Regions from separate parts of the Homo sapiens genome. Here region 1 is linked to region 2. Evidence: chromatin contacts called from ENCODE Hi-C data. All regions are on one chromosome and are shown on one strand. Each heading gives the region's core, a stretch centred on a gene start or an enhancer-like site at or near the end of the contact. The rest is flanking DNA. Distances are from core to core; before and after follow the strand shown.

Evidence for each region. A loop is a pair of places that touch in the nucleus more often than their neighbours do. Pooled maps may share reads with other maps.
Region 1: a loop to region 2 is called in a pooled map, with 14 times the contacts of the local background. The contact joins two enhancer-like sites. A Hi-C loop is called at or near these places in 2 of 37 single-sample maps with no recorded cell type and 7 of 50 pooled maps.

What each region holds. Positions count from the first base shown.
Region 1 is chr5:75,573,922-75,580,584 of GRCh38, reverse strand. POLK (DNA polymerase kappa) reads right to left here. Exons shown (of 15, transcript NM_016218.6): 6 at 3,652-3,805. Among named protein-coding and RNA genes, the nearest start is that of ANKDD1B, 34 kb to the left of the region's middle. Within about 2 kb of position 5,009, at least 4 of the 41 ENCODE cell types and tissues checked have a DNase peak (open chromatin) inside an H3K27ac peak, as active enhancers do.
Region 2 is chr5:76,734,119-76,741,244 of GRCh38, reverse strand. It overlaps F2R (coagulation factor II thrombin receptor), which reads right to left. Exons shown (of 2, transcript NM_001992.5): 2 at 5,475-7,126. Among named protein-coding and RNA genes, the nearest start is that of F2R, 22 kb to the right of the region's middle. RefSeq lists enhancers at 1,826-1,895, 1,996-2,325. Within about 2 kb of position 1,696, at least 15 of the 41 ENCODE cell types and tissues checked have a DNase peak (open chromatin) inside an H3K27ac peak, as active enhancers do.

The DNA.
Region 1 (6,663 bases), core at 3,760-6,259, 1.2 Mb after region 2:
GCTTCTTTGAATATACAAATTCTGAAGGTCTGATTGGATAATCCAAGTTTAAGAAAAAGAGACGTTATTATTAATAGGCTATAAACTATTATTACAAAGTAAAGTAAAAATACCAGTCTGGTTATTGCCTCTTTATATTTATATTTTTCATAAATGGACTGTAAAATATTCTTAAATCTATACTGATACTAAAAATGTCTCCATGAACAAATCTATTAAAGCCTGTTTTCTTGGCTTAATGTAGAAGAAATACAATTTAAATGTATTTATAACAACCAAGGTTAGCAACAAAGCTTTCTGATCCCATCTCGTAATTTTATTACATATAAATATTTTCCAAATTAAGGTCAATACAGAAGAAAAAATTAAATTTCTAGTTTTAAGATGCATACGAATGTATATTACTTGAAAAATGTATTTGGCTGTTTAGGAAAAAATTTTAAAGATAATATAAAATAAATATGACAGACATCTGATTAATTTAAAAATTTAAAATATGTAGTGTGAAGTAAGTCATAGATGTTAATTCAGTCAGATGTTTTCCAAATCTGAATTCCCAGGGCACATACACAATAAGCTTATTTTCTTTCTCTCTTTTTTTTTTTTTTTTTTTAAGACAGGGTCTCCCTCTTGCCCAGGCTGGAGTATAGCTAGGACTACAGGCGCGAGCCATCACGCTTAGCTAATTTTATAATTTTTTGGTAAATATAGGGTTTCACAATCTTGCCCAGGGTGGTCTCAAACTCCTGGCCTCAACTGATCCTCCCACCTCAGCCTCCTAAAGTGCTAGGATTATAAATGTGAACCACCTTGCCTCGCCAATAAGCCTTATTTTCAAACTTACATTAGCTGATATTTATGTGCTTCAGTTCCTGTCATTTTTTAATATGCTGGTTTTAAAATGTAGAACAATTCAGAGGGGAAACAGGCCAGGCAAGGTGGCTCACGTCTGTAATCCCAGCACTTTGGGAAGCTGAGGTGGGAGGATCACCTGAGGTCAGGAGTTCGAGACCAGCCTGGCTAACATGGTGAAACCCCATCTCTACTAAAAATACAAAAATGAGCCAGGAATGGTGGCGCACAGCTACTCCGGAGGCTGGGGCAGGAGAATTACTTCAACCCAGGAGGCAGAGGTTGCAGTGAGCTGAGATTGTGCCACTGTACTCCAGCCTTGGTGACAGAGTGAGACTCCATCTCAAAAAAATAAAAAAAAATAAAAAAAAAATAAAGACTGTGAAACAATTGAAATGGTATCTACCTGGAGCCCTTTTCCCCATCTGGATGGGTAGAAGTCACGGTAAAGAAAGCTACAGAAAAACTGCAAACCAAGTAAGTTATCTGCCACATTCATAAACCCGTTCTGCAGAGTTTTTTATGCCATGTTTTGTACCTCATGCCTCTACCACCCTGCCCTCAGGTGAGCCACTGTGAGAGCAGAACTATACAGCAGGAAGTGAAGAATGCTGCCTTCTCACACATTATCAGAGCTGCTGCAGAATGTTCAGGTACCTTTTCAATCTGAACTACTTTCTACTTTTTTGTGAGGCCTGGCTGTGTAACTAAGAGCTGAAGTAGTTTCTTATTTGCTTTGTGACAGAAACATCTTTATAATCCCCATAACTAAGGTAATCAGAATGTAACACTAGGATTAAAGCATTTCATTTGGAAGACAAGTGCTAAAAAGTGTATGGTATTTCAGTTTCTTATATTATCTGGCACTCACCATCCAGATTTACATGGGAGAGTAAACATTTAAAAAATTATTATTTTATTTGTATGTAGAGATGGTAGTTAGCAATATATTTCCAAAGACAAACACCTTTTAGAAAATGGGGAAACAGCAAAACAATGTCTTGGACTTTAGAGGAAGATATATCAATTGCCTTCCACAGTTCCAATGCACTATTGACAATTTCCCATGGCATGATGTGAGGTGAGACACGCCTGAAAGTCCAGCCCACAGGTATTTACACATGAGAAGAAAAGTTTAACTATTCCAATTGTTTAAGAATATGAAAATACACGAAGAGGGCAATATACAAGTAAATATGTTAAAAGCAATAGATATTAAAAATTCACATATTCATAGTGAGTTTGGACATTATAATAAATGAAAAGAACATTAGTAGGCTGGGCGTGGTGGCTCATGCCTGTAATCCCAGCACTTTGGAAGGCCGAGGCGGGCAGATCACCTGAGGTCAGGAGTTTGAGACCAGCCTGGCCAACATGGTGAAACCCCACCTCTACTAAAAATACAAAAAATTAGTCGGGTGTGGTGGCACGCGCCTCTAATCCCAGATACTTGGGAGTCTAAGGCAGGAGAACTGCTTGAACCCAGGAGGCGGAGGTTGCAGTGAGCTGAGACTGCACCACTGCACTCCAGCCTGGGCAACACAGTGAGACCCTATCTCAAAAAAAAGAAAAAAATTAGTAGAAAATGAAAACATTTACTTTAATCCCAATGTAAAGCTTTTAAAACACATCATGCAAGTAATTGTTATGGGAGGCCCTCAGGGGATGCTTTGACATAATTATTTAATGATTTTCCCCCATTCTCTTGTGAAAGTAAGGAATTAATAAAGTAAGATTTTATACAAAGTGACATCAGGCTTTATGTTCCACATCCTCAAACAATAAAGTTACACCAAATAAGGAAAACCTTTTGCTCTGTGCCTGTGTCGAGAAATGATGATTATTGTTTAATGCTCCTATAAAAAAAAAGAGAGAGCTATCCCTTAGCACTTTAAATAAGGTAATGAAGTTGTATTTGATGCCCATATTAAACTTGCATCAAATGATGTGAGTCACAAATAATGTGAGAGAGTTAGATTAATGTCATTGTGGATCTACCATTTTTGCTTCAGGGAAAGTTACAAACAGGTCTCCCCAGCACTGCCTGGCCCGTCTGAAGCAATGAGTGGTGCACATGAAATGTTCCTGTGGGTTGTGAGCAAACCCTTCTGTGTCACTTTTTCATCCAGGTGAACTTTGTTCAGGGGTCCAGGACATCTCAGACATAATCATACCTTTGACAAAATGTTGAAAGCAGTATGTGTAATATCTGCATGTTTCTTGGCATTGCTTTTGGATAGGTCATAAAGGGATTATTTTTTTAAAAAAACCCTGGAGTCTTGAAATTATAAAGTCTAAGGCAAAGAAGGGAGTGGGAAGTCATTAATTTTGGCAGAGCTAAAAACAGTCATAATTGCTATAATAATTAGATTATAGAAAATTAGGAAAATGAAGAAAAATAGAATCATCCAATGTTTTGATATGTTTGAGGCTAGTCTTTTCTAACAACAAGAAAAGGCCGCTTTAAACAGACAACTTCCTCAGCTTCAATGCCATCCAAACTCTTTGTTAGTTAGACCTTAGGAAAATAACTGCTATAAAATTACTTTGTTCAGGGACTCTGCAGACTCTTAAGCTCAGAGATTTAACAATCACATTTTGTTTATATGTGATATTCCACATGTTTAACTCAGAAAACCCACTGGTATTTTTAAAATTTTCTGATTTTACATTTTTATAAAGGTACATATCTATCCCTTCTACCTATGCAGGCTAATAAATTAATTGGATTAATTCAAAGAGTTGTGGGTTTTTTTTTTTCACTGCTTCTTGGTTTGATAGTCTTAATAAGTTGCTTACCATTTTCTACAGAGCTTCCCATTTTGATGAAATACCTTCTTTTATCCTCAGGCCAATTTTGTCTTTCTTCTAAGTGCTTTGTTATATTCAAGTAGGCTTCATCAAGACTCATGGCCATAAAATTGGGATCATAATCAGCAAGTATTTCCTTAACCTTCAAAGGAAACAAAAAAAAGTTTAAATTTTGCTGTGATAGCAAACTTCTTCTGTCATATGTAGCTGATAAGAAATGTTAATATTCTTAGTTTGCAACTACAGTAACAATCCTGCAGTCAATAGTTCATGGATTTAAGGAATAAATAATCCACTACCAGGGAATATTTTCAAAATTTCCTTTTGTATTAAAATAGACCATGAAGGCAGAAGACCATAAAATAGCTTCATTTGATACAATCTCTATTTAGCTACCTATATCTAGTTATAATAAGCAATTCAAATAAATCTCAGAAAACATTATCTGGTAGGCCCATACAAAAAAATGGTTAAGGTTTTAGGTAGCTCGTCAGAAGCTGAAGTGGGAATGATAGGATTCTATTCCCTCCTGCCTTTTGTGATTTATTGTTTTTGGTTCATTTTAAAAAGGAATAATCTTATATAAAGGTACTATGTTGCTTTAGAAAATATTCCAATTAATTATAACATGCACATAAAAGTCCACTTAACATTAATTAATGCATTAATCCATACAGGAAAAGGAATGTTTTCTATTTCCTATTACTTATTAAGATCTGGAATGGAAAAAAATGACAATCTATAGTGTACTCCATGATTACCTTAAATGATGGGGAAAAGTCTGGAGTAACATCTTAGGATAAAAGAAATACATATAAAGATTAGAATTATAGTGGCTTTTAATTCAGAAATGCCTTTTATATAACATAGTGTTACTACATAAAACTATGACTTTTTTTTCTAACCACTTAAGTATTAGCTATAATTAGAGGCAATGGTTGTCAAAATAATATGCATATTTTCCAGCTTGGGTGACAGAGTGAGACCCTGCCTCAAAAAAAATTTATATTAGAAAACATATTTGCTGAATTACGTTAAGCTTCCATTTAGCTTTTAAAACTGTCTACTGTATCATGAGAAAACTGTTTCTTCTTTTATAAAAACAAAGGTTTTTAGCTTAATATAATTATGAACAGCTGAGTCAAAGGGAATTTTAGAAAATGGTGATATAAACTTGGCCAAGTTTTACTCAGAGAGTGCCTTAATTAGCTTTGTTCTTGTTATAATGTGCTCAAATAGAATCTTTCCAATGAAAATGAAACTCTGTGAAGTCTGTAACTGGCAGCCAACTAAGATTCTGAATGAGAAGTACTCCCTAGAGACACTGTTGAGTATTTATTAACTTCCTTTACATAGGATATTGCTGTAAGAATTAAAAGAGACGTTCCAGTAAAAATCAAGCACTTAAAGCTCCAATATTTTGGATAAAACAAAAATGGCTAACTGGGCATGATGGCTCATGCCTGTAATCCCAGCACTTTGGGAGGCCTGGGCAGGATAATTTTTTGAGGCCAGGAGTTTAAGCCTAGCCTGAGCAACATAGGAAAACCCTATCTCTGCAAAAAAATTTTAAAATTAGGTGGGTGTGGTGATGCATGCCTGTCAATCTAGCTACTCAGGAGGCTGAGGCCAGAGGATTGCTTAACTCAAGAGTTTAAGGTTATAGTGAGGTATGATCGAGTCACGGCACTCCAGCCTGGGCTATGGGGTGAGACCCTGTGTCAAAAAAAACGGGAGGGCTTTTTCTTAAATTTTCTAACCAAGTCATGAATATTTATGTATCCATAGGCAGTGATGAATTTGTTCTACAGTTCATTTACACAGAAGAACTCATTTGTTATCTGCATATAAACTAGCTAGATCCGGCTCAAATTTGAAGAGTTCTCTGACTTACATAAATAACCAGACTAAAATAACTAAAAACACTTTGGTTTTCACTGGCATACTGCCAGAAGTTTTGCTGAGTTAAAGTACGACTTTAAAAAATACCTTTTCTTACTAAACTTTTGTAGGATTTTTAAAACTTCTTAAAAGGCTATATTTATGATTAGTATTTTATCTCTTTTTAATTAGGAATACAATGAAAGAGATAAGCAGTAACCAAATGTAAGTGTGCTCCCCTCTCCTCCACCACCTTTTCAGAGGTATGCAAAAAGCACTTGCTGTCACAGACTGCCTTGGACAGAAAAAAAACAAACAAACCTGTGTTTAAACTTGGAATAGTGTCACTTCTAGGGAAAATGAGGTGGAATACAAATAAGAGGGGTGAATTTAAAGACCCCTGGTATAACTAAAGAGTAATAAGTATTAGGTCACAGTTTTTTTAAGTGTTTCCATTCAGGCAGCAGTCTTAAACACATTTTACTATAGCAGTCTAAAAGTATTTGATGTAGTAGTCTAAAATTTTAATTCAAAAATTAAATTCCAGCACTGCATGATAGACCAGTTGTCATAAAAAATAGAAAAAATGGCGGTTTTCACATATGACAGTTTGGCAATTTTAGTAAATAATCAAATCTACTTCAAAGATCCTTTTTGAAGCAATGGATTACTCCCTTTTCAATTATCAGTCTCTTAGACAGCAAATGATTATGGGGCAAGTAAAGTAGGCTAATCAAAATACATGAATTTTGTCACTGTTTAACAACATTAATAAGTAATTATTCAGACAATAGGTTGAAATTAATGATGAGTAGATTCTGTAAGTTATAAATAAAATGTGGTTCTAGAAAAAATGTATATTGTACATTAAGAAAAAATAGCTAAATTTAATTTTATATTATCATTAAGGCAGTTCAAAGTTTGAGGAAATGGGAAGTTTTCTAAGCAAATGAAAACTGCATGGAAAGGCAAAGAATTGGGAAAAAGAATGATGTATTCTGGATGCTATATGCAGCTCAGTATTCAATATACAAGCTGAAGAAGTGATAGGAGGCTCAACTGAAAGGATAAGCTAAGACCAAATCCTACGTGCTAAGGCACTTGGACTTGAGATTCTGT
Region 2 (7,126 bases), core at 447-2,946:
AGAAGCACTTTTCAAAAACAGTGGTATTGTTGATCTAAAAGGAAGAAGCTGAGTCAAAATTAATATAAGTAGAGAGTTTATTTGGGCCAAGCTTGAGGACTGCAACCCAGTGTATATTGAAGTGTATATTCAAGTTGTCCTGAATATACAATCTGATTAGCAGCAGTTGCATGTGAATGTTTATAAAGGAAAAGAGGCAGTTCCTAAGTTGTTTATCAAAATTTACATTAAAATAACATAAGCTGTTGATTGGATACACATTGTTCTTTGTATCACAGATTCCAGGAACATGAAGATAACAGGGAATGTAGCTAGTCAGGAACAAAATGCCTTTTTTTTTTTTGAGATGGAGTCTCTCTCCGTTGCCCAGGCTGGAGTGGCGCCATCTTGACTCACTGCAACCTCTACCTTCTGGCCTCCTGGGTTCAAACAATTCTCCTGCCTCAGCCCCCCGAGTAGCTGGGATTTCATGAGCATGCTGCCATGCCTGGCTAATTTTTGTATTTTTAGGAGTGTAGGGGTTCCACCATGTTGACCAGTCTGGTCTCAAACTCCTGACCTCAAGGGATCCTCTCGCCTCGGCCTCCCAAAGTGTTGGGATGACAGGCATGAGCTACCACACCACCAGGAACAAAATGACTTTAAATAATTGCCCACAGGCATGGGGGGTGGTGGGTAGGGGGAGGGTATGTGCCGGGGGTGTGACTGAAGTCCTCTACTCCCGTCTCTCTGGGCCTAATAAATTTTGCACACCTCACATAGCTCAGACTGCTGAGGGATTTTTCTTTTCTTAGTATCAACCCTGGTTTACACATCAGAATCTTCTGAGGAGCTTGAAAACAATATCAATGTCCAGGCCTCGCCCCCAGAGATTGGCACTGGAATTGTTTAGAAGCTCTCCAGTGATTCTATGCGCAACCAGAGTTGAGAACTGATTTAGTTTCTTTTCTTTTCTTTCTTTCTTTTCTTTTTTTTTTTTTTTTGAGACAGAGTCTCGTTCTGTTGCCCAGGCTGGAGTGCAGTGGTGCCATCTCGGCTCAGTGCAGCGTCTGCCTCCCGGGTTCCAGCAATTCTCCTGCCTCAGCCACCCGGGTAGCTGGATTACAGGCACGTGCCACCATGTCTGACTAATTTTTGTATTTTTAGTAGAGACAGGGTTTCACCATGTTGGCCAGCCTGGTCTCGAACTGCTGACCTCAGGTGATCCGCCCGCCTTGGCTTCCCAAAAAGCTAGGATTACAGGCATGAGCCACCAGGCCTGGCCAACTGATTTAGTTTCTAAAACTTGTTACAAGGCAGAGCTGATAAAATTCTAAATCTGAGGTCTTCAAATTTTGTGCTTCCTAACTAAACATTAAGTATTAGGATTAAATCCCAAAGCCAGTTAGCTTCTGGAGGATGGGAATATATTATTTGTCTTGTTTTTTTTAAAATATGTGTCAGCTAGTTTCAAGAGCAACTAGATATCCCAGGATAGGAAACAAAACAACAAAAATAGATATCAAATGATTATGGTTTTGCTCACGAATGCATCTCAGTATTGGACAGCCCACCCTTCGTGGTGTTTTCACTTCCTTGGATGGGTCGCATAGCAGCACACCAAAATGACCTGCAGATGTAGTCATTAAGATAGGCAAAACAGCCAGACTGGCCCTGCCACCATGCAGGCTACTATAGATGCAGCTTTCTTTTCTTTTTTTTTTTTTTGAGATGGAGTTTCGCTCTTGTCATCCAGGCTGGATGGCACAATCTCGGCTCACTGCAACCTCTGCCTCCTGGGTTCAAGCAATTCTCCTGCCTCAGCCTCCTGAGTAGCTGGGATTACAGGTGTGTGCCACCACATCTGGCTAATTTTTGTATTTTTAGTAGAGACAGGGTTTCACATGTTGGCCAGGCTGGTCTCAAACTCCCGACCTCAGGTGATCCACCCGCCTCGGCCTCACTAAAGTGCTGGGATTACAGCGGTGAGCCACCGTGCCCTGGCCAGATGCAGCTTTCAAAGCTCATCTCCTTACTGCTTATGAGTCATTTCCTGAAGTGATAAACACACAGCCTGCTGGGTTGAAACTGTACATGCTGTGTTATCTGAATTCTGAGATGCTACTGAATTTGACCTCTGGTTTTCCGTGTGTTTCCATAAGACTAGCATGCAATCAACAGTCCCCATGACAACAAACTTGGCGCTTGAGTTTCACTTTACAGGAATGCCACCATGGGTAGAATCTGCTGCTGTTCTGAATTGTCTCTTGGTCTTCTGGTCTGAAACTTTGCTCAGCAAGCACCTCTCTCTTTCCTTTACACAGCAGGTGGCTGAAAATCAGACCTCACACAGAGCTTCCTGTTCTGTGGACCACACCATACCTGATGACGTGAATCAGTATCTTTTCTTTTCTTTTTGTGACAGGGTCTCACTCTGTCACCCAGGCTGAAGTGTAGTGGCACCATCTTGGCTCATTGCAACCTCCGCCTCCCAGGCTCAAGCCATCCTCCCACCTTAGCCTCCCAAGTAGCTGGAACTACAGGCATGAGCCATCACGCTCGGCTAATTTTTGTATTTTTCGTAGAGACGGGGTTTTGCCATTTTGCCTAGGCTGGTCTCGAACTCCTGGGCTCAAACCATTCATCCGCCTTAGCCTTCCAAAGTGCTGGGATAATAGGCGTGAGCCACTGAGCCTGGATGTTGAATCAGTTTCTTGCTCCAAGACTTGGAACCCCTCAGCTCTGAAACAGCCAGAAACCCAGAGTGGTGCCTGCAGCTCTAAGCCAACTCTTTACCCCTGTTTGCTTTTATGCTTTTATAATAATTACCAGTTTATCTGTTTTCTTCAAGTCAATAAAGTTGGGACATCTTGGATAAGGGCAGTGGTTTTCAAACTTCTTTTGCTCAGAACACCTTAATACACTTAAAATTATTGAGGACCAGCAAAGAGCCTTTGTTTATGTGGGTTGCATCCATTGGTGTGCTGGAGTCAACTTGTACCTGCTCACAAGAATTCAATATTCAGGAAATTTGTCAAGCCAACTGTTAAACAGTTGGGAGCTTGAAACTGGAAAAGAAGGGAGTATTCACACCATCAAAATTGGCAAATGCTAGTTTGCCAGATCAGGCTTTTTTTCTTTTTGTGGAGATCCTGCTTAGCAGCACATCACTGACTTTTTTTCTTTTTCATTTTTTGAGACAGCCTTGCTCTGCTCTGTCGTCCAGGCTGGAGTGCAGTGATGCCATCTTGACTCACTGTAACCCTCGCCTCCCAGGCTCAAGTGATTCTCGTGCCTCAGCCTCCCAAGTAGCTGGGATTACAGATGTGCACCACCACACCCAGCTAAGTTTTTTATTTTTAGTAGAGATGGGGTTTACCTATGTTGCCCAGGCTGGTCTCGAACTCCTGGCCTCGTGATCCGCCTGGCTTGGCCTCCCAAAGTGTTGGTATTACAGGTGTGAGCTACTGCACCCTGCTGCCAATGATTTTATCTACTGATATTTTCCATATTAGACATTAAAATGGAGAACTTTTGAAAATATCTATTTCAGCTAAAAATGACAATAAGCCCATTACATGTTAAAATAAATACTATATTTTTCAAAATTTTTTCCCAAAACAATAATTTAAGGAGGAGAGTTGCATTGTTTTACATTTTTGCAATCTCTTTAATGACTGGTGTAATAGGAGACAGTCAGATTTTCGTCTCTGCTTCTGCATTCAATCTGTTGCACTTTCACATGTTGTGTAGCTTCTGGAAAACTCATCTGTCCACTTATGAGAGAAACAGACCAAAAAAGGCAAATAATATCTTGGTATTTGAAGAGAGTTTGACCTTGCAGATCTCCTGAGAGTCTCAGGAACTCTGAGAATAATTGCATTAGAGAATTTCTCCTCTCTTCTCACATTGCAGCTCACTTAACCACACCTCCTTCACAAAACACAATTAGGTTTATCCTGTGGTCAATTACTCTTCACACACATTTGGTCTAGTAGTTTCAAAAGGCATAGCCACATAACAGGCTAATTATGCCAGGAAATTACCATTGGTGAACTGTTTTTCCCCTTAATTTTCACGACAGCACCTGGCTGAAGATAAGCTGCTAATGGATGGTCCAGGCCCCAGAAACTTAAATAGCTTGGTCATCAATGCTGCTTAACCTTTTCCACTTGCTTCTGTAGCTCAACTTCCTCAAAGACATGCCAACGGCAAACAGTTTTTAAAATTTCTTAAATTCAGAAGTATAACCTAAAATTTTCCAAGTGTATATTCAATAGCCAAGCATTCCATTTCCTTAAAAATGCTATTTTTAGCTTGGTGGAAAAAACATTTTTTTTTTTTGGATACATGGTCTCACTCTGTTGCCCAGGCTGGACTGCAGTGGTGCAATCATGGCTCGCTGCAGCCTCAACCTCTTGGGCTCAGACGATCCTCCCACCTCAGCCTCCTGAGTAGCTGGGACCACAGGCATGCCATCGTGCCAGGTTAATTATTTATTTATTTTTTAATTGAGATGGCGTCTCACTATGTTGCTCAGGCTGGTCTCAACCTCCTGGTCTGAAATGATCCTCTGGCCTCAGTCTCCCAAAGTGTTGGCATTATAGGCGTGAGCCACCATGCCTGGACAAAAAAAATTTTTGTGTTAGCAAAATTTAAGGTTTTTTGAACTCAATCTATTCCTTGAAACACACGTGAAAAGTCCAGGCCTTAGAAACTTAAAAAGCTTGTGTGTTAACTTATAAAAATTCTGTATGTTAACAAAATCCTTGTTTAGTTGAAATAATTTTTTCATTGACTATGACTCTAGAAATAATTTATCAAAAATTTTTTTATTTTCAACCTTGAGAAGTACTAGTCATTTTGCTTTAAATTTCCCCTCCTCCCTTCTGCCTGAGGGAGTGCTAGACAGCAAAGGACTGTCATTCAGCCAGAGAAGACAGCACAGCCATTTTACGGATTTCCTTTCTGCTCTGACATTTAATTTCTCTCTCACTAGGGAAGAACTGCAGACACTACCCATGATGTCTATAACTCAGAAATTTGAATATATTCTCAATAAGCTTAAATTTTCTTAAGAAGGGATTGAGAGAGAGAGAGAGAGCTAATCACTCAATGTCTTTGGCAGAAATGGTGCTGTTTGTTTTATTTTTTCCTTGCATTTGTTCTTCCAGATCCCTTCTCCACGGCAAAGGAAGCTGATCTTTATGGACTACTTCACTCTGGGTATTGGGTTAAGATTAGGATCAAGGGGAGGCCTCCCAAGAGATCAGAGGGTGAGGGAGAGGCGTCAGTGTGTTCCCTCCTGTACCTGGGCCTTGGCAGTAATGGCTTCCCCTGATTGCTAGTCTCTGGGGGGTGCTTCACCAGTCCCCGTTGGTTCCCTTAACCCTGTCTACACCTTTGTAAATCACCTCTTCATTAAATGCTCTTCAGTTAAACCCTTAAAGTGTGCCAGGACCAGAAAGATATAATACTAATTTGTTCCAAAGAGATACCAAGCAAATGTTCACATTTATTAATACAGGTTATGTTTTTAAGAATGAACATAAAAACAGTGACATACTATTTTGTAAGTACATTAATGATATCATATTTTAATATATACAGACTAATAAACAATGACAGTAAATCTTCACTGATTTAGATAAAATGAATAGTCACTAAATTAATAAAACCAGTGCTAGCTTCTACTTACAATACAGTTATATTACTTTTATGTAAGTTATTCTATGGTATTTGGAAATAGTTTGCTCTTTTATTTTTTTATTTTTTATTTATTTTTATTTTTTGAGATGGAGTCTTGCTCTGTTGCCCAGGCTGGAGCACAGTGGCGCGATCTCGGCTCACTACAAGGTCCGCCTCCTGGGTTCACGCCAGTCTCCTGCCTCAGCCTCCCGAGTAGCTGGGACTACAGGTGCCTGCCACCACGCCCGGCTAATTTTTTTTGCATTTTTAGTAGAGACGGGTTTCACCGTGTTAGCCAGGATGGTCTCGATCTCCTGACCTCGTGATCCACCCGCCTCAGCCTCCCAAAGTGCTGGGATTACAGGCGTGAGCCACCGCGCCTGGCCTGCTCTTTTAAATAAACATTTGCCTTGCAACTTTCTATTTTGTTTAAAATGCTACCATTTTTTCGTAAGATAAGAGATATGTTTCAACCTAATTTCCAAATTACTTTGTGAATTCCATGAAGATTTTCTATACTTGATACTTAGGAGGTTAAAAAATGCTTTTAAAGTCTCATTAAGTCTTAAGTAAATGGAAATTATAGAATAATTTTCCTAGATTTCAATGTCAATTCTATTTTCTTCTGTTATTTCTAAGCAGACTGACATGATTGATTCTTAAAAGAAAACCTGATTTGAGCAATCTATTGAGCAAAACATTTGTAAATAAATAGTGCCCAATTAAATCAGACTTATTTTAAAAAATATATGTCCTGTACTGCATTGTTTTCATTAAGTTATAACCACAAGAAATAGTAACCCAAATGTTCAAACTTCTTTAGCTGACAGGCCTTGTTTGTGTGAAACATATTTATTACACATACATCACACTCTATGCATGATCTACTTTGCTCTTGAGGGCAGGTCTCTGTCTTATTCCACTCTGTACACTCAGCACCTATTGGAGTGGCCACAGCGCATAATGGGTGCTTCCATATCAGAACTGACATTTCAGAACAACTACTAGATGTGTTTACACCCAGTGGATGGGCATCCAGAAGTCCATGCCTTCTTTCGTTGTTTTTAAGATGGGTAGAGAAGTCTTTCATGGTCATTACCTCCTAGGATATCACATTCTGCTTTGCCAGTTTCTCATAAACATGATCAGTTCACAGCCAATCCCAGGAGGATGGAGCAAATGTAGTGGCCCCAGTCTCACTGCTGTGAGGCTCAGCAGGAAGGTTTCTGGCCAATCTGTGTCTGACATGGCCCTGGCATGTGTCTGCTGCCTGGAGTCCTCCATCGGGGGCGGACACATGCAGCTCTCAGGAATAGCCTACTCTGAAAGCCAGCCTACATTCACTAGAGGACTTATGCTCAGTTTTGGCTTATGTGTACAGTGTGTAAAATGTAAAAAATACTACCCATATCAAAACAGAGGCTTTTCATCTGTTTCCATAATTTTAGGAATTCAAACT